2 separate regions of the Mus musculus genome follow, and region 2 is linked to region 1. Evidence: chromatin loops called from intact Hi-C (ENCODE). Cell type or tissue: gastrocnemius. All regions are shown on one strand. Each heading gives the region's core, and the rest is flanking DNA. Links, peaks and the distances in the headings are about the cores only.

Region 1 (11,068 bases), core at 1-8,000:
GACGTGCAAGGTAGTGGCTTCTGCGCGCCGCATTCCACCCCACCCCCTGCCTGGGCGCCAAATGCCCCCTCCTCTCCCCTCCTCAACTCATGCTCGAGCTGTGACAGGACTGTGGGACTCCAAGCTGGCCAGATGGCCCCATCTCTAGCCTCTACGCCCCCCATTTCACAACTCATCTATCTCACATCCATACTCAGTCTCCGTAACTTTTTGCCCTCAGAGCCCTGGCTGGAGAGCGCGGGAGATTGAGCTCCGCGCTTATCTCCCGCCTTCCCTCGTGCACCGCGCCCTCGGGGCACCTCCCACCACCGACCCCCTCAGCATTTCTAGGGGCTCCTTCTCAGCTCCCGCCAAATGTAAAGGACCCCCCAGCCCCCGCCTGCCCACTGTACCAAATGGAAAAAGTTTTTTTTTTCCTCCCCTGTTTTGCTGCTTCTCAGTAAGTCTCAAGGCCTGGAGTCAGCAGGGCCTTTTAAAAAGCGCCCTTTTTCCTCCAAAACGGTGAGTTTGCCTGTAGTGTTTAGCTGATGAAAGAATCGAGGAGGGATTGTTTAATTTTCGGGTGTTTTGAAGAATTAATGGTCACTTTTTCCAACGTTTAGGTGAGCAGAGAGAATCAATTGTTTATTTTCTTATTAATTTTTTATCTTTCTTGGCATCTCAATGAAAGATGCATCGGTTCTATCGTAGAAAATTTCCAACTGAAGGAAGAGGTAATTCATTCTCTCTCTCTCTCTCTCTATATATATATATATATCCTCAATAATCTTTCTTCATCAGAAAAGGAATTAAGTCTTGAAGAGAAGAAAGTACTAGCTTAGCAGAATGTGTCTGTAAAAGAGTACCCGAGTCTCCGTTAGAAAATAAGAAATTTAATGGTTTACGAAGGGATTCTTTTGCTCAGCTTTCCTCCTCAGGAAATGCTTGCTGCCCCCAACTCCCCTCCCCCACTGGGTTTACAGCCTTGAAGAAACCTTAAAAAATAATTAGAACATTTAAATATTTTTCAAAGTAGACTTAAAGGTTTTCTCTTGGCTTATACTTTCAATCACCTTTCCTCACCCTTGCACAAAGAAGGGATGGTGTTTGACCTTGGCCACATGGCTGGGGACTGAGACTGAAACCTAGTTAACATATGGAAGAGCTAAGACTTTAAGGCCAGCTTTCATTACAGTCTTTAATCTGGAGTGTAAAGCCTGTGTTTATAAGTTAAATGAAAGGCCAGACTTGGTGCACTTTAGCTCTCCACCTTTCCCCCATCCCGTGATTGGCTGAGGGGTGCTAATGTGAGTTCTAAAACATTGAAATATTTTTCGTTTTATCTGTAAGTTCATTTAAGGACAGCCCCCTCCCCAAAACCTAATAGAATAAGCTGGTCAGAAAGCTCCGCAGAGATTCTTTCATTTGAAGTTTTGCCTCCTCATTTGTGCTTTTGTGGAATTTATCTTGATTTTCAGTGTAAGAAATGCCAGCAAGTTTGCCTTTTTGTGATTTAACTAGATAAACAGATGCTTTTAATTAGATCATCCATTTAATCCAGTTTTGTTTTCTTCCCCATTTTGTGGGTGGGAAAACTGAGGCCAAGTTTTTGCCATTAAGTGGATATCAGATGAAAATAGCAAGACTAGATATGTACCCCACATTTGTTTGATTGGGGGAGTATGGAATTCCTTAATCTGCCTTTGTGTCTACCTAACATGAACATAATATAAAATATTTCTTACTGTTTTGGAGCACTTAGAAATTGAAATCTCTTGCTCTCAGATGGATTTAGCTGTGTGTGTGTTAAGGTCCAGACTCTTATCTTCTGATACTTCTCTCTAATTTAGAAAACAGAGTCCTGTAGTCTGGAGAAGTTTAAAAGAAAAAATACTTAAAAATCAAAATGATGTCAGCATGTGCAGTGCAGCCCCAGGCCAGCTGGGACAGCTGTGAGATGAGAATTAGAGCAGTGCGGGCCAAAGGTAAACATTGCACAGGCAGACGGAGAGCATCTCCCTGTGCTGATGCCGGAGCTGCCTGTCCTATGGCTTTCTTGCTCCTGCAAGTCCTCTGTCTCAAAGAAATGAGGCCGTGTGGTCTCAGTCTCAGTTCAGAGGAACTGACTAAGGGAACTCAGGGAAGGGAGGGACGGCGGGGGTGGGGGGGTGCTGCCCCATCAGCTTCACCTGTGCAGCATGACGCCTGCTGTGCCCACAGAGAAGAGTTAGTGGAGGAGAGGAGGCTTGGCTCATTAGTTCTAAGGAAGCCTATGGAAATGATAGCTAGATGGGGTGTGGCGTCCTGGAACTGTGTCATGTATGGGTTTTAGTTAATAGTATTGAGTTAATATTCTGTTTATTGGCACATGCACACCATGGTAATGGAAGATATCCATTTCTGGTGCTGGGTATATAAGGGTTATGATAATGTCTATAAAGACCCAGAGTTCAGTTCTCAGCAAGACGTTGGGGAACAAGTTACCACAAAAGTGATTTTTATTCTATTTCTTGTGTACTTTTTGTAGGTTGTAAAGAAGAAAGCCCTGTTCTTTCTGTTACAATGAAGTGTTTTAATTGCAACCCTGATCTTTCCGAGCTTGAAGTGGTGAAGCCTGAGGACAGTGGGATAGAAGCTTCCTACAGTCCCGTGTGTTTGGAACCTTCCTGTAATGACTGTGTTAGAAACCATGAGAGGTTGTCTTTCATCGACTCACCAATTGTGGGACATGATAACAAGGAAAATCAACGCGTACAAAACACACTAGATAGTTCAAACGAAACAGAAGAGCTAGAGGCCAGTAGACTGTATGAGGACAGTGGCTACTCATCTTTCACACAAAGTGACCGTGACGATGGCATCCTTATCCTGGAGAATTTCAGAAACAGTCCCCAGGCCCGTCTGCTGCCATCACAGAGCCCGGACCAGCATCCCAACAAAACCTTGCTGCCTGTCCTGCATTTTGAAAGAGTGGTTTGCTCAACACTAAAAAAGAATGGCAAGCGAAACCCTAAAGTGGATCGAGAAATGCTGAAGGAAGTTATTGCCAGCGGGAACTTTAGACTGCAAAATATAATTGGCAAGAAAATGGGCCTGGAGCACCTAGACATCCTGGCTGAGCTCTCCCGCAGGGGATTCGTGCACCTGTTGGCTAACATTTTGACTAAGCTCAGCGGCATGGACTTAGTAAAGTGAGTTTGAGGGTGTTGCGCACTGCATGTATAGATAACATAGGACCTGGTTGAGCAGACCAATGTAAAGTGGTCTTAGTGCTGACTTCCTTTTAATGTTTGGTTGACATTTGAAATGGAAGAAAATCTATGGAAATCTGCATCCAGTCTTGTCACTTTGAATTTCATAGTCTGCCATTAGAAGAATGTATTCTATACTGAATTATCTGGCTAGCTGCAATGAAATGGGTAGATAAGGTGGTTTCTATTAGTGGGTGGTTTCTGTATTCAGCATTGTGAGGTGTGCTATTTCAGTTGATGTAATAGATTTTTCAAAATTGGTTACAAGTTAGCCTAATATCCTGTCACACTAAGGTGGAGGTGTATACATTGTACTGGTGTGAAATTGCTTATCCTAATAGATACTCAAGACAAAAATGGATATACAACAAGCTTGGTGGGAGTTTTTTTAAAAACTTAAAAAGTTTTGGCTGGCTCTTTGGTAGTCTGGCTAAGCACTCATAACTGGGCTCTGTCATTCCCAGATCTTAATCCACCCAGTTTCAGTGCGTGTTGGGTTAGTGTAGCTTGTAGTCATCTGCTTCAGTTCTCTGTTGGACTTAGACCTTTGTCTCCTTTGTTTTCAGTCTGTCTAAAGTGAGCAGAATTTGGAAGAAGATACTGGAAAACAATAAGGGGGCGTTCCAGCTCTACAGCAAAACCATGCAGCGAGTCATTGTAAGTCTTCCAAAGTGCTCTTTCTCTTAAGCTGCCATTGCTCTTTTAGGGGGAGAAACAAGTGCTTGTAAATTCATTCAATTCATAAGAAATGGCAGCTTCCTGGGGAGGAAGGGTGTGAGGCGCTCGCAGTGTGTGGATCCTCTATAGAACTTGTTAATAAGCCTAAGTTTAAAAAATTCTACTTTGTATGAGACACACCAACCACAAAGTGGTCTTAAGCAACCAGTTAACTTCCTGGTATAGAGGAAGAGTTTAATTTTCTAAAGTACTTGCTAATTGTGGTGTTTCTGACAGTTGATCATTACATGATTGAAGTATGCTCCTAAGGCAGGATGGTCTCAAGTGTCTGTAATCTTGGAATACTGGAGGCTTGAGAAGTTTAAAGACAGCATGGAGCTACATCTTGAACCTGTTCTCAAAAATCCTAAAATAAATGTTTGTTAGCTGACTGCTGCCCTCTATTGGTATGGGAAGAATAAAGTCCTGTCTACTTGTTCTGTGGACAGGACTTTATTTAGTGTTGGTCTTGGCTGGTTTAAAGGGCACCTTAAATTCCTAATAGCTGTCTCTGATTCACACTTTGAGTGAGTTCCTTTTTGGAGTGTTTCTGTGCATAACTCTGTCCAATGGAGGGGCTGCGATTACAGTCCTGTGGGATCCCTTTATCAAGGAATATGAAAAAGAATTGAAAATCTCTTTAAACTTTGAATCAGGAAAGCAGTAAGTTGTCACTACATGCTACAACGAGAGGATATGTTGTGGGCAGAGCTGCACTAACTTGTGTTCAAAAGTCATCGACCTGGGCACCTCCCAAAAAAGATGTTCAAATCAAGTCCTCCAGTCAGCGTGGTCAGAGAGTTTCTACCTACAGCCGGCACAATGAGTTCGTGGAGGTAACTATCGGGAAAGTCTTAGAAATGAGGAACACTTACTTATAGTTAAAGTAAGAAAGAGGGTTTCACAGGACAGTTTGCCACTACATGCTATCTGGTGTCTGGTACTAAATTACATCACATGATGATGTTGTTTGGGTTTGTAGTAAAAAGCATTAAGGCAGTAGAGGTCACATCTTCCGTCCTTTTCATCTACTCTCAGTAGTGACCTCGAAATATCCCAAGACTGTCCCATACTACATCTTATAGTTGCCACTGTCAAAAGGAGAACAGCTGAATACAAGGCATACCTTTCAGGAGTTTAAGGGCACCTATTACTCTGAACCCATTAGGTAATGGGTATTTAATGTCTGTATTGGAGGCATGGTTCTCCTTCCTGGTTTAATAACAAATTCAAGATACTAAAATACACATGGATTTCTTTTTCTTCCAGGTGGCAAAGACATTGAAGAACAACGAAAGCCTCAAAGCCTGTGTTCGCTGTAATTTCCCTGCAAAATATGACCACTATTTAGAGCGAGCAGTCTGCAAACGGGAAAGCTGTCAATTTGAATATTGTACAAAGTGTCTGTGTGCTTACCATAACAACAAAGACTGTTTGAATGGCAAGATCCTAAAAGCCAGCTGTAAAGTGGGTCCTTTGCCTGGAACTAAAAAGAGTAAAAAGAACTTACAAAGATTGTGATAGATCAACTGTAGATCTTGGCTACTTTAAAAAGAAAAAAAAAACTTCAACTTTAATTTAAGAAAGTAAAAATAATTATGATGCCTTTTGTGAATAGAGAAATTAATTGTCCATAAAAATGCCAAGATTGACTTATGAAAAACAAACTGGATATCTATCTTAGATACTAAGATAAAATTGAGTGGACTTTTGGCAAGGGAGGGTTGTGGTCTTTTTATGGAGTCTTGAGAACATTTGCTTCAGTATTCGAGATTCGCTTTACCAAGTTTGTATCATACTTCTATCAACTTGAGTCTGTCCATTTAAATGTTTGTCAATGTGAGTTTTTTTTATATCTGTGAATACCTGTTTTCAAATGCCAAATAAAATAATACACATAATTTTGTTTAGTTAAAATAAATTTAGAGGTGTAATGATGTGTGCAGGTTTTTTTTGTTTTTTTTTTTTGTTTTTTTTTTTTTGTTTTTTTTTTTTTTTGTTTTTTTTTTTTTTGTTTTTTTTTTTTTTTTTGGTTTTTTGAGACCAGGTTTCTCTGTATAGCTTTGGCTGTCCTGGAACTCACTTTGTAGACCAGCCTGGCCTTGAACTCAGAAATCTGCCTGCCTCTGCCTCCCAAGTGCTGGGATTAAAGGCATGTGCCACCACACCCAGCTATATGTGCAGTTTTTATGAATGTGTTAGACCTGGAAATAAAGTGTGTTACGCTGTGAAGGGAATTGGGTGGATCATGTCCCAGAGGGCTTGTCTTAGCCTCCCTGCCTTCTCCCACCAACTTATAGTCATACAGGTAAACATCTTGGTTGATGCTGCAATTCCTTAAAACAAAGGCCCCTGTGTTAATCATCCACTAGCAGCAGCATGAGGGCACTTTCTGTCTACACAGGGAGCCTAAGAGCCATAGAGTGCTGCCTCTGTTCACCAAGAAGTGCCTTTGTTTGATTTTATCATACTTTTTTTTTTTTTTTTTAAGACACTAGATAACCTACAGTGCTGGTTTAGTGGTCTCAGTTTTAAAAGAATAACTTCATTGTATATAGTGAGGTCAGTGAGTGCTTCATTTCAGGATTGTTTTTGGTCTCTCTGTAGCCTTGCCTGTCATGGAACTTGCTCTGTAGACCAGGCTGGCCTCCAGTTTACAGAAATCCCGATGGGGAAAGACAGCATCACTTGGCTCATTTCAGAATTTGGAATCTTAGGGTTTAACTACTATGAACAGACACCATGACCAAGGCAACTCTTATAAGGATATTTAATTGGAGTTGGCTTATAGGTTCAGTCTATTATCGAGGCAGGACCATGGCAGTATCCAGGCAGGCATTGGGCTGGAGGAGCTGAGAGTTCTACATCGCTATCCGAAGGCTGCTAGTGGAAGACTGATTTTTGGGCAGCTAGGATGAGGGTCTTAAAGTCTACAGTGACACACCTACTCCAATACCTAGCCACACCTAATAGTGCCACTCCCTTGGCTGAGCATATACAAGCCATCATACCATCTGTCATTGCTTACCTGGCTTTAGGGATTCCTGATGAACAAGTTGATTCCTTAGTGAGATGTGGAAATAAATCTGGTGCTGTCAGTATTCTGTACTATTAGCATTATATATATAAGGGCACGAACAGGGATTTTGATTTTGTGTTTTGACAATTTTGATTTCCGAATGCATCCTGGAGTTGGTGATCCATTTGATTTAAGGAATTAGTTTGTCAAGAGGGTTTCTTTGTATGGCCCTGGAACCTAAAGATCTGCCTGCCTCTGCTGGAAATAAAGTTGTGCGCCACTGCTGGGCTTTGAGGAATTTCCGTAGTTGCATCAAATAGAGTTGGTTGGTTGGTTGGTTGGTTGGTTGGTTGGTTTTTTGAGAGACAGGGTTGCTCTGTATAACCCTGGCTGTCCTGGAACTCAGAAATCTGCCTGCCTTTGCCTCCCAAGTGCTGGGATTAAAGGCGTGACCAGCATCAAATAGGTTTCATCTGTACCTAAGTTTCTTCAACATCACTGGTATCAGATTTGGTTTCTTAGTTGTATCCCAAGCTTTGGAAGTCGAGATTGCTTCCCCCTAGCCCTTATTATCTAAATGTAATCATTCCTAAGTAGGTGATCCTGCTATTCTTTCGCCTGCCTAGCCTCACGAATTCCGGGTTGGCCACAGTTTCTCTGTGGCCTTGACCATTCTGGAACACATTAGACCAACAGGCTTGCCTTAAACTCAAGAGATTCACCTTTGTCTCCCAGGATGCAGAGATTAAAGGAATGGGGCACTTCACCACAGGGTTCTCAGCCTGCTTTCTTACAGAACATGGCTACCAGCACAAGGATGGTTACCCCCCCCCCCCCCCCCCATCAAGCTGGGCCTGTCTCCATCAATCACTAAGAAAGTGCCCTACAAGCTCGCCTACAGCTCATCTTATACAGGAATTTTATTTATTTTTTTTTTCTTTTCTTTCTTTTTTTTCTTTCTTTTTTTTTTTTTTTTGGTTTTTCGAGACAGGGTTTCTCTGTATAGCCCTGGCTGTCCTATTGAAACTCACTTTGTAGACCAGGTTGGCCTCGAACTCAGAAATCCACCTGCCTCTTCCCCCCTCCCCCCCTCTCCCCCTCCTCCCCTCCCCCAAGTGCCACCACGCCCGACAAGATTTATTTATTTTATGTATATGAGTGCACTGTAGCTGTCTTTAGACACACCAGATCCCATTACAGATGGTTGGGAGCTACCATGCAGTTGCTGGGAATTGAACTCAGGACCTTTGGAAGAGCAGTCGTTGCTCTTAACCTCTAAGCTATCTCTACAGCCCCGGAATTTTCTTGACTCGGGTTACTCCTGTCTTCTCGGACAATTTTAACTTGGGTCAATTTGACAAAACAAGCCCTTTATCTGATCTGTTGAGCCTAAGATTTCTGGGTTTTGTTGCTGTAGTTTGTTTATTTCTTAAATCAGAATCTTCCCCGTTCCCGTCCCCCCATCTTGATTTGCCTTCTTCATTCCACTGGTTTTGTTTTGATCCCTTTTAAGATCATTGATGAATTTTAAAGCCTGACTGAAGTTATTTGTTCCATACTTCGACATTTTCCATAACTTTCCTGAGCTTTCAAAGGAGTTAGGCTGCAAGGCTGCCTCCTGTTGGGCTGCATCTTTTGGTTGGCATATTTATTGTAATGGAGATCTCCTCTAGTTTGGTGAAGGGGGTGGGGTGCCTTACTAAGTAGCTGCAGTACTACCAGAAAAGAAGTCAAGTAGCTGTGAATTGCAAGTGAGACTTCCGGGGCAGTGCCAGCACCCGCCTTTACCCAGGTGCACACACAGTCCTGGGCATTTGGGTCTCCATACCTTGGAATGGTATGTGGGCTTCCAACCCTTAACTGCCTTTTCTGTTTCTCTAAGCTTAGCTGCCTTGTCACCTCTTTCTTGTTTTTAAGATGCACTTTTTGTTTGTTTGTTTGTTTGTTTTTATTTTATGTTATGTGAGTACACTGTTGCTATCTTCTGACACACCAGAAGAGGGCATCAGATCCCATTACAGATGGTTGTGAGCCTTATGTGGTTTCTGGGATTTGAACTCAGGACCTCTCAAAAAGCAGTCAGTTCTCTTAACTGCTGAGCCATCTCTCCAGCCCCGACTTCTTTTTATGAGATAGTCTCTCCCCTTTGTTACCAGAATTTTGGCTCAGTGGCTTGTCGGGAGCTTCTAATTCAGTACATTAGTTTCTGAAGAGAATATCAATATCTCTACGTTGTTGTGCTGGTAAGTTCAGATCAGTTCAGTTTTGTTTGTTTTTGTTTTGTTTCCTTTTGGTTTGGTTTTTGTTTTTGTTGTTAACTTGAAACAAGTTAGGACCACCTAGGAAGAGGGAAACCCTCCATTGAGAAAATGCCTCCATAAGATTAGTCAATAGATGAACCTGGGGAGCATTTTCTTGATTTGTGTGTGTGTGTGTGTGGGGGGGGGGGAACCCAGCCCACTGGTAGTGGTACCAGTGTGCAGGGCCCTGGGTGTAGTCAAAAGGAAGCTGAACAAGCCACAGAGCAAAGGAGTACTTGCTGTTTCATGGTCTACTTCGGATGCTGCATCCACCTCCTGCCCTGAGCTCCTGCCCTGCCTCCCCTTCTTGATGGGCCACAACTGTAAACCACAACCTGAGACAAACCCTTTTTTCCCCCAAATTGTTTCTGGTTGTAGTGTTTTATCACAAATTGCAAAGTAACCTACCTTTTAAGGATGCATGAAAATATTTCCCAAATTGGTGCCCTTTTCTCAAGAAATGTATGTCAACACTCAGTACAGCCTGCGGTTTTTGCCACTGTGCTGCCAGGGCAGTACTGGTACTTTCTTACAGCTTTCATTTATATCCTGATGATGGACGGCTGATGAGCATCTTTCCATGGTACTTGGTGCATTTCTCAGGGTTCTCTAGAGTCACAGAATCAATGGAATGTCTCTCTATATTAATGGAATTTATTGTAATGGCTTACAGTCTGAAGTCCAGCTAACACAACAATGGGCAGCTGTGAATGGGAAGTCCAAACATCTAGTTGTCACTCAATCCCAGGATTGGTCTTCTGTAGAAGTAGGTTCCAACAGATGTGCTGGCAAGTAAATGCAAACAATCAAGGAAGTGAGTAGTCCTTCTCTCCCAAAGTCCTTATGTGGCCTTCAGCAGAAGGTGAGGCCCAGATCAAAGGTGTGAACCACTGAGCTTGGATCTGGAATTTGCTTTGTCCCAGGCTGGCCTTGGACTCAGACAGCTGCTTGCCTCAGTCTCTGGGGATTAAAGGCGTATACTACCTTGCCTGGGCCTAAACTTTTCACAGCCACTGTGCCTCAAGATCTCCATGTCAAGATCTGGGTCAGATGCCTGTCTTCCCACCTCAAGATCTGAATTACAAGTGTGCCCTCCATTTCTGGATTGTACTTCATTCCAGATGTAGTCAAGTTCACAAGCAGGAATAGCCATCACAATCCAGTGATTTGCTACCTTGACATAAATCATGTCTCATGTCCAAATGAAACAATAGCCAGGACATTAAAATACACCTAGCATGATATAACTCCCTTGTAAAATTGCAAATGCACTGTAAACTTAGAATAGGTCAATGTCTCAAGTTCAAGTGGATCAAGGACATCCACATAAAACCAGATACACTGAATCTAATAGAAAAGAAAGTGGGAAAGAACCTTGGACACATCGGCATAGGGGAAATTTTCCTGAATAGAACACATGGTTTATGCTCTAAAATCAACAATGGACAAATGGGACCTCATAAAACTGAAAAGCTTCTGTAAGACAAAGGACGCTGTCATCAGGACAAAATGGCAACCAACAGACTGGGAAAAGATCGTTACCAATACTACATCCAATAGAGGGCTAGTATTTAACATATACAAAGAAGAAGTTAGAACCAAATAACCCTATTTAAAAATGGGCTACAGAGCTAAACAAAGAATTTTCAACTGAGGAAACTCAAAAGGCTGAGAAGCACCTATAGAAATGTTCAACATCCTTAGTCATCATGGAAATGCAAATCAAAATGACCCTGAGATTTCACCTCACACCAGTCAGAGTGGCTAAGATAAAAAAAACTCAGGTGACAGCAGATGCTGTC
Region 2 (11,068 bases), core at 1,654-9,653, 1.4 Mb after region 1:
TTCCGTAATTTAGAAAGAAGAGAGATGGCTTTCTTTTCAGCTTCAATGCCTTCCTGTGAAAGTACAAAAGGAAAAGAAAAAGCCTTGCTGTTTGTGGGTGCACACACGTATGCACATTCCTTCAGGGCTTCGTAGCTTTATAGACCTAAACTGAAGAAGGAAAAACGTAGTGTTTTAAACCCACACTCTGGCTTTTATATGCCCTTACAGACAAAACGTAGATCTTAACAACCGTTCTTTCCTGTTTTCTTTTTTCTTTTTGGTTTTTCGAGACAGGGTTTCTCTGTATAGCCTTGGCTGTCCTGGAACTCACTTTGTAGACCAGGCTGGCCTGGAACTCAGAAGTCCGCCTGTTTCTGCCTCTGCCTCCCAAGTGCCAGGATTAAAGGCGTGCGCCCCCACGCCCGGCTGGCCTTTCTACTTTCAAGGCAGACCAAGGCAGAGGGAAGAAGCACACTAGCATCCCCTCTGCACCTTGCCCACTTGCACATCCTTCCAGGGCCATGACTAGGAAAAAGCTGGAGTCCCTGGGTTCCTCCTGGCAGCTCTCCAGTCTACATCCTTGCTCCCGGGTCAGTGACAGACAGATATCCCATCCCTGTGACACATCAGAGAGGAGACACAGATGGGATAACAAGACAGTGCCTCAATTCCACACCAGCAAGATTCCTGTCTCGTGGAAAAGGGCTGGGCACTACTATAATCCCAGTACTTGTGAAGCTGAGACACAAGGATCAAAGGGCCAACACCAGCACAGGCTGAACAGAGTCTGAGGCCAGCCTGGGCTACATGAAGGAGGGTTTTTATAAGACCGCTATTAGGAAAGTCCCCATTGTGTTTCGATCCCATCACTTGGCCAGTCTATCCTCACTCTTCCTCTCTGCTCAGAGTGGAAGCCAGCACTCCACACACGCTCGGCAGGCACAAAACCACTGAGCTACACCCACACCTAAATCTTTTTTGTATCAAGTAGGGATCCACTTTGCTGCTAGAGGCTGAGGTTTTAAGAGATTTGCAGGGTCACAATGTTAGAAGATGCAAAAACTACCAAGTTTTAGAAACTAAGCCTGAAAGTCCGTGTGTGTGTGTGTGTGTGTGTGTGTGTGTGTATGTGCCTGTGGCTGGAGACTGAACCCAAGGCTGGCACACTAAGCACTCGCCCCGCCACTGAGCCACATCCTCACACAATACATGTCTTTCCCTTTTTGAAATTTTACTTGTTTATGTATGTGCCTCTGTATGTATGTGTGCATTCACAGAAATACATATACAAATACATATATGCACACGCAGAGGCCAAAGGAGAGCACAGGTCCTTCAGAGTTGGAGTTCCAGGGTTTGCAGGAAAGCAGGCTTGCTCTGTGGCTGCTGGCATCCAAATTCCAGTTCTCCTGCTTATGGAGCAAGTGCTCTTAATTGGTCAGCATCTATCTCTTCAGCATGGCCTCCATACTAAGGAGGAACTTACCCTCTGCAACCCTCTGCCCTAAGATCTTTCATTTGAATAGATTGTTTAAGGATAAGTTATAATTGAGATTTTGTTTGTTTCCTTCGAGACAGGGTCTCACTGTGTAGTGCTTGCTAACCTGGAATTCACAACATGACCCAGACTAGCCTTGAACTCACAGAGCTCCACTTTCCTCCGACTCTCAGGTGTGGGGATTAAAGACACACACTAGCACCCCTGGCCCCAGTGGAGATGTGTATAGCATCATCTTCTTATAAAAGCCAAGAATTAATGTGGCATTAATACCTGTTTTTTATCTTGTTTCACTTTAGTTCAAACATTTTCTGAGTCCTATCTGTGCCAGGTACTGTGTTCAGAGTCAGAGACAAAAACAAATGAGGCCTGTGCCATTTACCCAATCAGGTAGTCTAAGGGGCAGGATGGACATTTGAGAACCACAAGACAGACATGGTTCCCTTGAGGATGTGGTATTGCTCATAGAGCCAAACAAAGGAGAGAGGATAGAAAGCATGGGAGCCCTAAGAGGTTACAGCAGTAGAGCTGAGTGGGAGGCTAGAGCAGCAGAGAGGGAGAGGAGACAGTTTCACCGGGAGAGTTTCCAGCAGCTATGGATGAACTGGGTACCTGAAAGGGAGGCTGGAAATGAAAAAGGATAGTGGGGAGGGGGCAGGGGGAGCATGAAGCCAAGACAAAGTTTTCTGATTAAGGCTCAAAGTTTAATATTTAGCACTACGTTAGGGAGAGCCCACAGACCCATCCTTTGTTTCAGGTGGATTATGTTGCAAAGCAAGCTCAGTGGGCAGTCTGCTCCTGTGGGAAATTGCAGGTGAGGCAAGGAGGAAGACTCCACTCAGATGGCAGAAGACAATTAAGGTCTATTTAGCCTGCTCAAGGCTGGGGGAAGGGCACAGTAAAGTTAGTTTGTGGAAGGAAGAGTCCACGTCTGAAAGTGAAGTGTAATTGAGTGGCCAGGTGACAAATTAGAGAAAGACTTGACAGAATAGAATCTGCCTAGTTCTCATGAGAAAAAAAGAACAAAGGGAAGCTACTTACGGGAGAGACAGACAGGACAGGAGAGAGTACAGTGCAGGAATGCAGTCGAGTTCACGGAGAGCAGTGCAGTAGAGTTGAGAAGGAGGGTGGAGCAGCACAGAAGGAGGCAGTGTTATTGGAAGAATTTTACAGACAGATCGAAGAGAGAACAAGCTAGACACAGAAAGATTAGAAAAGACTGCCCGAGTCAGTCTGACGCCAATTCAGAGGCAGAGAGGGAGTTTGAGCAAGAACAGCTGAGATGAATCAGCCAGCCAGAGTTCAGAAAGAACTAGAAAGGGTGAGCTTATTTAACAGCAAGTCCCAGAAGCTGAAAACATTCTAGGCCTAGATTAGACTGGAGGCTAGAAGCTTCCAGGACTAGGCATAGGTTAGCAGCTGAAGACAGTAAGCCTCCCAGAGAAAAATTACAACAGAAGAATAAAAGTTAATTTTACATATTTCTGTTTCAGTAAAGGAGGCAATTATTAAGCAAAGCACCTAGATTTGGCTCATTTATACTTAAGAAAATATACACATCCATCCAGATGAAGCTGCAGGTATGTATAAAACACTGGGACATCCATCAGCCCACATGTCAGTGTCCAAGATGAGCCAGACATCAGCAATGAAAAATAACAGGGAGTGGGGGGTGGGAGGCATGAGCCACTGACCCTAGCCAGGAAGCACAGGCAATGGCTCTGAGTTCAAGGCCAGCCCAAATTGAATAGTCTCAAGGAGTGAGACAAAAGCAAAAGATGGTCCTGTATTATACCAGAATTTATTTAAAAAGAAATTGCTAAAGACCTGGGCTTGTTTCCCCTCATTCACATGAACCCCATCTGTAACTACAGTCTGATGTCCTCTTCTGACCTCCACGGCCACTGCATGCTGTGTGTGGGACACAGACATACACAGAGATCAAACACCACATACATAAACACATAAACACACAAACACACACACACACACACTAAATAAATAAATAAATGAAAGAACTCTATACTCAAAATACCTGTGTGCACCCTTGTTCCTTTTCAATCAGGCCAATAAAATATCACTACAGCTTAGTGGTAGGGGCACACACCTTTAGTTCCAGTACTCAGGAGGCAGAGGCAGGTGGATCTCTGTGAGTTAGAGGCCAGTATGGTCTAGAGAGTGAGTTCCAGGACAGCCATAGCTACACAGGGAAACCAAAATGCTAGAAACCAAAATGTCTCCAAAAAACCAAAAAATACAAACAAACCACTAATCAGCAGTCTAAATGTTTGCTGCAACGTGTTCAAGAAATATATAGGACCTGGCATGCAGCTCAGTGGGTAAAGTGCATGTCTACCATCCAGAACCCCTGGGTGAAAAGGAAAGGGGAGGGGAGGAGAAGGGAAAGGGGAGTGGAGAGGGGAGGAGGAAGGGGGAAGAGGAGGGGAGGGGCAGACTCTTGTGATCATCCTCCAGCAGTGTACAATCTGCATATGGTGGCTCACAACTGTAATCCACGTGTTCAAGATCTTTAGGTACTCAAAACCTTGTCTTAAATTAAAAGGACAGGAAGGAAGCAAGGCAGGCAGGGAGGGAAGAAGGAAGGGAAGAAGGTACAACTGCATGCCGCACAATCCAGAGATAACTGGTCCCATAGCTTTAAAGGCTTTATCCACATTAACGTAATTACTTACTTGTTGTTGTTTTCTCACCTGTTGATTAAACAGGCACGGTGAATTTTAAAGTCGTCCTCTACCCCAACCAGAAAGTCTTTCCTGTGTTTAATCACATTGTGTTGTCAAGCAACTGTAATCCCCACTGCCCTTCACCCCGAGGTTTGCACTTAGGGGACTCAAGGGCTCCAATTAGTAACACAGATGCTGTAAGACAGACAGGTCGCTGTGACACCTCAAAAGCTCTTCAGAGAAGTCAAGGCCATCATTTATGACCACTAAGGTCTAGGGAGACTAAGCTATTAGTGCACAGGTCAACCAGAGGCTACCTCAACACACAGAAAAGCAGGTAAGTATTTATGCCAGAAACAGTCTTTACATGAGAGCGGAAACCTTCTATAAATACTGTTATTCTTGTGAAGAACTAGCACAAAATTAAAGCTGAAATATAGTTCTTACCTCTCCATGTTTTTCAAAAAATTCACTTTTATGTCGATGCAATGTATCAATAACCTTGGTTAAGATCTGCGGTGTTCTGTCCTTAATCGTAAGATATGCAAAGGACCTAGGAGAGAGTCCAATATCATGCATTACTCAGTAGCTTTGACACTAGAAGGCATGCCCAATTTTAGTTTCTGGAACACCTCATTTGGGTCCAAATTCCTTTTCATATGACTATTTTAATACACCAGTTTTATTTGCTTTATAGATATGAGACTGAACTCCTAAACTGCTCACTTGTCTTGTACGAATGAAGCTCCAGAAGAGGAGAAAACACAGCGGCACACAGCTGGAACCCCTGCTCAGGAGGACAGCAGGAAGAGGAGCAGGAGTTTAAGGCCATCCTGGGATAGATAAGATTCATCTGGAAGGAAGGGAGGAAGGGAGGAAGGGAGGAAGGGAGGAAGGGAGGAAGGGAGGAAGGGAGGAAGGGAGGAAGGGAGGAAGGGAGGAAGGGGGAAGGGAGGAGAGAGGGAGGGAGGAAGAGAGGGAGGGAGGGAGGGAGGGAGGGAGGGAGGGCTGGATGAAGGATGGGAGGGAAGAAGGCAGAAGACCCGAGACAATGTGGAACTCTACTGTCATGACCACTGCACAAACTGTAGTACTGGGTTCTGCCCCAGAACTTGACTGAATCATTTTCTTTTCCATCTACTCAATTTCTTTTTCTAAATCAGAAACGACTTCAGCAATGTGGTTAAGTTCAAAAAAGGACAGGTCTTGCAATTCAACAGGCTCTGGTCCTAGGTCACTGGCTTAGAAAGATGAAATGAAAATCTCAAAGTGGTTTTGATTTGCATTTCCCTGGGTAGGGTATGTGCAGGTGACTGCTGGGGCCAGAGGCTCTGGATCCCCTAGAGCTAGAGTTACAGGGCAGGGTAGGCCACACCTAAGCACCTAGGAACTATTCCAGGGGCTGGAGACAGGCCTCAGCAGGGAAGGGCACCTGCTACCAAGTACAACCTCCTGAGTTCGATCCCTGGAACCCACATGGTAGAAGGACAAAGGGGACTCCCTACACAAGTCGTCCTCTGACGTCCATTCCTGGGTAATGTCACAGGTGAGTGCCACACTCCCCCAACACATAAAAACTAATTAAATCATTTGAAAATAAAGTATTTGAAATATGAATTTGGAGCCTAGTGGTGTCTCCCTCTATAATGACACAGAGTATAATGGCAGGAGTATTGGGAGTCCCAGGTCATCCTTCACTACATAATTCAATAGCTCCGTGTCAAAAGAAAACCAACCATCCAGCCAGACAAGAAGATTGGCTACTTAGCCAATGCTTATTTCTGCTCTTACTTATAACTTTGCTCTCAGCGTTGTAGCATATTGTAATTCCCCCTTTGTCCACAGGTTTGCCTTCCCAGGGGCACTCAACCAGTTTAAAAACATTGCAAGTGGAAAATTCCAGCAGTCAACGATCTGTAAGTTTTAAATAATTTTAATTAAATTTAAAGTAAACTAACGTCCCACTAATTGTTCCATTTTGCTATTAGCTGTTTTGGTGAATCGATTGTGCCTAACAAATTTCATGAGAAGTGTGTATAGGGGGGAAAACTCTAAAGATGAAAATTGCAAGAACTACTTCTAATGATGTTTATTTTGGGGGCCAGTGAGATGGCTCAGTGGGTAAAGGCACATGATAAATCTGCTGCCCGCGACCGAGTTCTCGTTGAACTCCTGAGAGGTGAAGGAACAAAATCGGCTCCAGAGCTGTCCTCTGACCTCTAACGCGAATAATGGCATGTGCGCGCACACGCAAAATTAGGACGTTTTTAAATATAGAGTTATTAGTTTGACCCATACCATTAATACACACCGCAGTAGGTATGAGTCCTAATTGTTGGCCCCCGCAGCGCCTTTCCTTCTCACTTGTTAGAGACAAGCTTTTTCCTAATGTATCCCACAGTGAGCTCGAACTCACTACGAGCTCAAGCTGGCTTTAACTCGCAGCAATACTCCTGCCCCAGCGTCTCAATTCGGGACAGAAAGGAAGAAGGTACACAGCGGAACTAGCTAGGTCCTGACGCCGGCCAGCACAGCGAGCCGGCTCTCTCCCACCGAGGTGGGACTCGAACTCTCAGCTTGAGGATCCGGCGCTCCCGACCGCCCACAGCTTCCTCACCCAACATGGGTTTTTTCTCCCAAGAGCGCAAGAAAAAAAAAGCGAGACGCACCCCTCGTCCTTAGCGGAAAGAAACGCCGGGGACTCGGCCATCACACCGGCACCACAAGCCACTCAACTGGCGTCGCCCGGGGTTCAACGGCCGCGGTTCCAGAAAGGAAGCGTTGGAGCTTTTTTTTTTTTTTTTTTTTTTTTTAAGCGCTTTTGAACTCAGAAACTTTATTTGGTGGTCTGGCCAGGGTCAGAACATGGGGCGCAAGGGCCTTCCGGCTACGCGAGCGGAAGCCCTGGAGGACCGGAGGCGGTAGCCCGCCGAGCGGAAGGGGGGGGGGGGGGCGCGGAGCGGTCACGTGTTCGGACGGTCACGTGTCCCAGCTTGCCGGCCTGGGGCTTGCAGTGCGCCTGCGCCGCAGCGGGGCGGGGCGGGGTGTGTTTCCGCAGAGGTTCCTGCGGCGGGAGCGTGCGCGTGGGCGTCGCGGTCGTCCTCTCCGCGCACAGGTCAGTGCTTCGCGCTTCCCCAGCCGGAGAAGCTGGTGAGGAGGTGTGGGCTTCGGCCAGGGCCTGGGAATTTAGCCGGGAATCCGAAGCACCTCAAGCCAAACACTCCCGACCCCGCCGAGTTGGAAGCAGGGCATAGTAGTAGCTGCCAAGGTGCATGAAATCACCTTGAACTTAGGAACTGGAAGAAGTGCTCCCAAAGGTCAGCCCCACTTACCCGCTGAATCTAACCTGGATGCAGCCGCTTTTTTCATTGATGGTATTCTGCATCTCATGTACAATATATTTTGGTTATGTCCACCACCACCCCCAGCCCTGCCGTCAAACGCCTAGGCCTACCCATGTCCCACTCCCAACTTAAAACACTAAGTGCAATTAGTGCTATCCTTAGGCACATGGACATATTATGCTTAAGGATAATGCTCAAAAACTGCAGCTCCCTTGTGTTTCATTTTAAAAATTTACTTGACGCCTCTGTGCCCAAGGACACTACTGTCACTGAGCATAGGGGGACAAACACAGAAACCTGCTTTTGAAGAGAGGCAAAAATCTCCTTTATTGCTTTCTGATATCACTGTCGCTAACTAATATATATTATCCCTTATTTGCTCATTTCCAGAGCTAGCATACTGCACACGGTAAGGAGTAGTCATTGCATGAATTAAAAAGCTAAAAATACAAGGTATGTAAGTGGTGCTAAATATGAGGACAAAGTAAAAAATAGCAAGAGAATGGATGAGTGTTGGTTATAAGTATTAATCCTGTCACTCCAGAGGCAGAGGCCAGCCTGGTGTACAAAGCAAGTTCCAGGCCAGTCAAAGAGAGAAATTATAGGTTATCCAGAGAAATCCAGTCTTGAAAATCCAAAGTGGATGTGATGGATGTGTGTTGGTTATATGTATTATACCAAGTCACTGAGGGAGTCAAGTCCTTAGGAGGAGAGCTTGTGGACAGGTGAGTGGAAAGGCCCAGAGGGCCTGGAACAAAGGCATTCTATAGGGAATGCTGCAGTGTTGCAGAAGGCTCAGAAGGGCGTTTTAGGGGCATTGGCTTTTATTGTAAATGTAAAGCCATCATCAAATTTGACTCTGGGAAAGGATAGGATTCTAGTTAAGGTCTCAGAATTTTTGCTGTAGTCCATTGTGAATGACCTGTAGGAGGCTGTAAACAGTGGCAGGGAGCCAGTGTGCCAGTTGCCTTTCATGTGACAAGCTGCCTGAGGAGAAGCAGCTGAAGGGAGGAAGGGTTTGCTGCTCATCTAGAGTCCTGCATGGCAGATTAGGCATGGAGGCGGGAGCAGGCAGGGGCCATGCATTGCTCCACTAGAAAGTCCAGTGGTGAAAGCCGGCAACCCATCCCCATGGTATAGTCCTATCCATATTTCAGGGGGTCTTCCCTCCTGTTAACCTATCCCAGAAAGTCTGTCACAGACATAGCGGTGAGTCTCCATGGTGGTTCTGAGGCTAGTCAGATAAAGGTGAACCATCATAAACAGGTAAATGGCTATTATAATCATCATGGGAAAAACCAGAAACTCGGGACAGGTGGCAAAAGTGTTTGCGGTGGGTACTGGTCAGAAAAGGCCAGTGGATTTACTGACAGACGAGTAATAGGGACTGAAGAGAAAAGCAGAAGCAACTTCCGGGTTTAGGGCTTAGGCAAATGTGAGCATGTGACTGGCACTTGAATAGGGAAGGCTGTGGTTTGTGGAAGCCTTCAGATGCCCAGTTTTGAGCTTGTTACATTGTTGGTGCTCAGAGGGATTTAGAGATAAATATGTGCTACTCATCCTGATGACGTATGAAACACGGGGTCGGGTAAAGTCACCGGGAGACTGATTGGGAAGAGAAGTGGCCCAGAGTCTGAGTCCTGATGTATCACATTCTTGAATAGATGAGGAACCAGCAAAAAAAGACCGAAGGAAAATGGCCAATGTGGTATTCTAGAAGCCAAATAAAAAGCTGCTTCAGGGAGTGGGCAGTGAGTTGATGGGCATCCAGTGCCCTCTTCTGACCTCGGTAGCACCAGGCATTCTTGTAACGCACAGATACATACAGACAAACACATATGCCGGTTAAATAATAACAGTTTTAAAGAGGGTGGATTGATCGCCGGGTACAGGAGCAGTGAGTGCAGGCTGATGGTGGCGGAGGAGTCATTTTGTAGAACTTTCTGTTTTGTTAGTGGAGGAGGAATTGAGGTCATTATTGAGAGTGAGAAACTAGGAGGCGGCCTGAAAGTGTGAGGGGTTGGGCAGTAGACTTTGCTGAAGATATGGTCCTGAGCAGTGTAGACGACCCAGTGTGGCCCTGGCTGGAGAGGGAGCTAGGAGGAGGTTAGTTGGCTGTCTCCAGTGAGCTGCAAGAGTGTAGGCACAAATTAAATCAGGTGAACCCTGTTCAGTTACGACTGAGGTTATGCCCCGTGGAGTACGGAAGGATGCAGGGGTTCACAGTGAGTGGGAGGGTTATAGTAGACGCGGAACATTAGCTGGGTGTGAAGGACGTGGACACTGGGGAGGAAAGACTGGAAATTGTAGGTCCTGCTGAGGGGGACAACTGTTGTTGACTTTGGGTAGTAGAAGGAATGGACGGGGAAGATAGGCAGAGTCTGGAGAGTAATGGCTAAAATCAGGAATGTGGGAGGAGACCGGGAGATTGTAGCTTTGTAGATGCTGCACTGACAGAAAAAACTGGGTAAATTTTACATTAATATCCTTTAGGCACTTCTGACAGGGCTTTACGGGTGACTAAGAGAGAATGGTAAGAACATAGTCCTAGCAACAGGGAAAGCCAGGGTTGCTTTCTTGCTTTGTTTTTGTTTGGGGTCGGGGAAGGTGGAGTTCAGACATACCACAGCATATGGAGGTCGGTCAGAGGGCGACCACAGGAACCAATTCTCTCTTACCATGTGGGTTTGGAGCACTGAACTTAGGCCATCAAGTGTAGCAGCAGGCACGCTTACCCACTGAGCCTAACCGTGAGCAACTAGCCTCTAGTCTTCTCCTCTGGACTATTGTGAGGTCAAACAGCATTTAGAATGTAGAAGGTACTAGAACATCACATCTGAGTCTTTCTCCGCTTTTTCTTCACAGCATTAGCAGAGACACGTTTCTGAGACACCCGACTATGTGACACTCTGATTTCACAGCCCTGACTTCCCCACCTGTGGAACATGTAGGATCGTTTGGTGCGTCTTTTTGTATACTTTTTTACCCTTATCTCCTGCCGCTCACTTCTCCCTCTGCTGAAGTTGCAGCCCAGTTGTTAGATAAGTAATATGGTGTACCTGGCCTGTTTGCTTTGCTGATCCCTCTGCCCTTTCATGAGCCATTGCAAATGTTACCCCTGAAGGTGCCACGCTCCTCACCCCAGGTGCTCCCTTATCGAGACTGCTAGTATTTTGTGTGGTGTATTCTCTTCGGCTTTTCTGTGAATTATGAAGTCTGAGTAATGCTTGAGTCTTTGGCACCTAATTTTTAAAGAATTGTTATTACCGCTTACTGTAGGCTTGCTTTTAAAAGAGTGCTATTTTATATTGTAAGTAGAGGAGGGAAATTACATATAACAGCCCATTTCCTCAGGCTCTGTGTGTGCTTGCCTATCTAATATGCCTGTCTAATTTATATAATATGTCTAATATATCCTACTCCTATGTCCAGTCCCCACCTGAAAACACCTTCCCCCTTGAAAAACAAAAGCTGTTTCAGTCTTTCTGGGAGCCTTTCCAGTAGAACTGAGGGGGCTCTTTCTGTTTGCTCCGTGTCTTGTACTCAGCTCTGTGGTTTGG

What was found. Peaks named below come from ENCODE experiments on the same cell type or tissue, not always from the same donor. Only the 100,000 strongest peaks of a DNase experiment are listed, where the experiment ranks them.
Region 2: it touches region 1 in a loop (6-fold over the local background); 3 of 42 quality-filtered maps call a loop at or near these places.

Annotation. Positions count from the first base shown.
Region 1 is chr10:5,793,971-5,805,038 of GRCm38, reverse strand. It overlaps Fbxo5 (F-box protein 5), which reads left to right. Exons shown (of 5, transcript NM_025995.2): 2 at 2,507-3,170; 3 at 3,797-3,887; 4 at 4,604-4,783; 5 at 5,217-5,881. The coding sequence ends at 5,468. Among named protein-coding and RNA genes, the nearest start is that of Fbxo5, 6.0 kb to the left of the region's middle. In gastrocnemius, for the core only: a CTCF peak has its summit at 4,352 (motif pointing left); DNase peaks (open chromatin) are centred at 291 and 2,066; H3K4me3 peaks cover 600 bases.
Region 2 is chr10:4,428,477-4,439,544 of GRCm38, reverse strand. It overlaps Rmnd1 (required for meiotic nuclear division 1 homolog), which reads left to right and starts at 7,157. Exons shown (of 13, transcript NM_025343.6): 1 at 7,157-7,279; 2 at 10,374-10,468. It overlaps Armt1 (acidic residue methyltransferase 1), which reads right to left and starts at 6,940. Exons shown (of 5, transcript NM_024261.2): 1 at 6,834-6,940; 2 at 4,612-4,717; 3 at 1-53. The coding sequence starts at 6,874. In gastrocnemius, for the core only: CTCF peaks have their summits at 6,006 and 8,430; DNase peaks (open chromatin) are centred at 7,172 and 8,482; H3K4me3 peaks cover 3,156 bases; H3K27ac peaks cover 3,657 bases.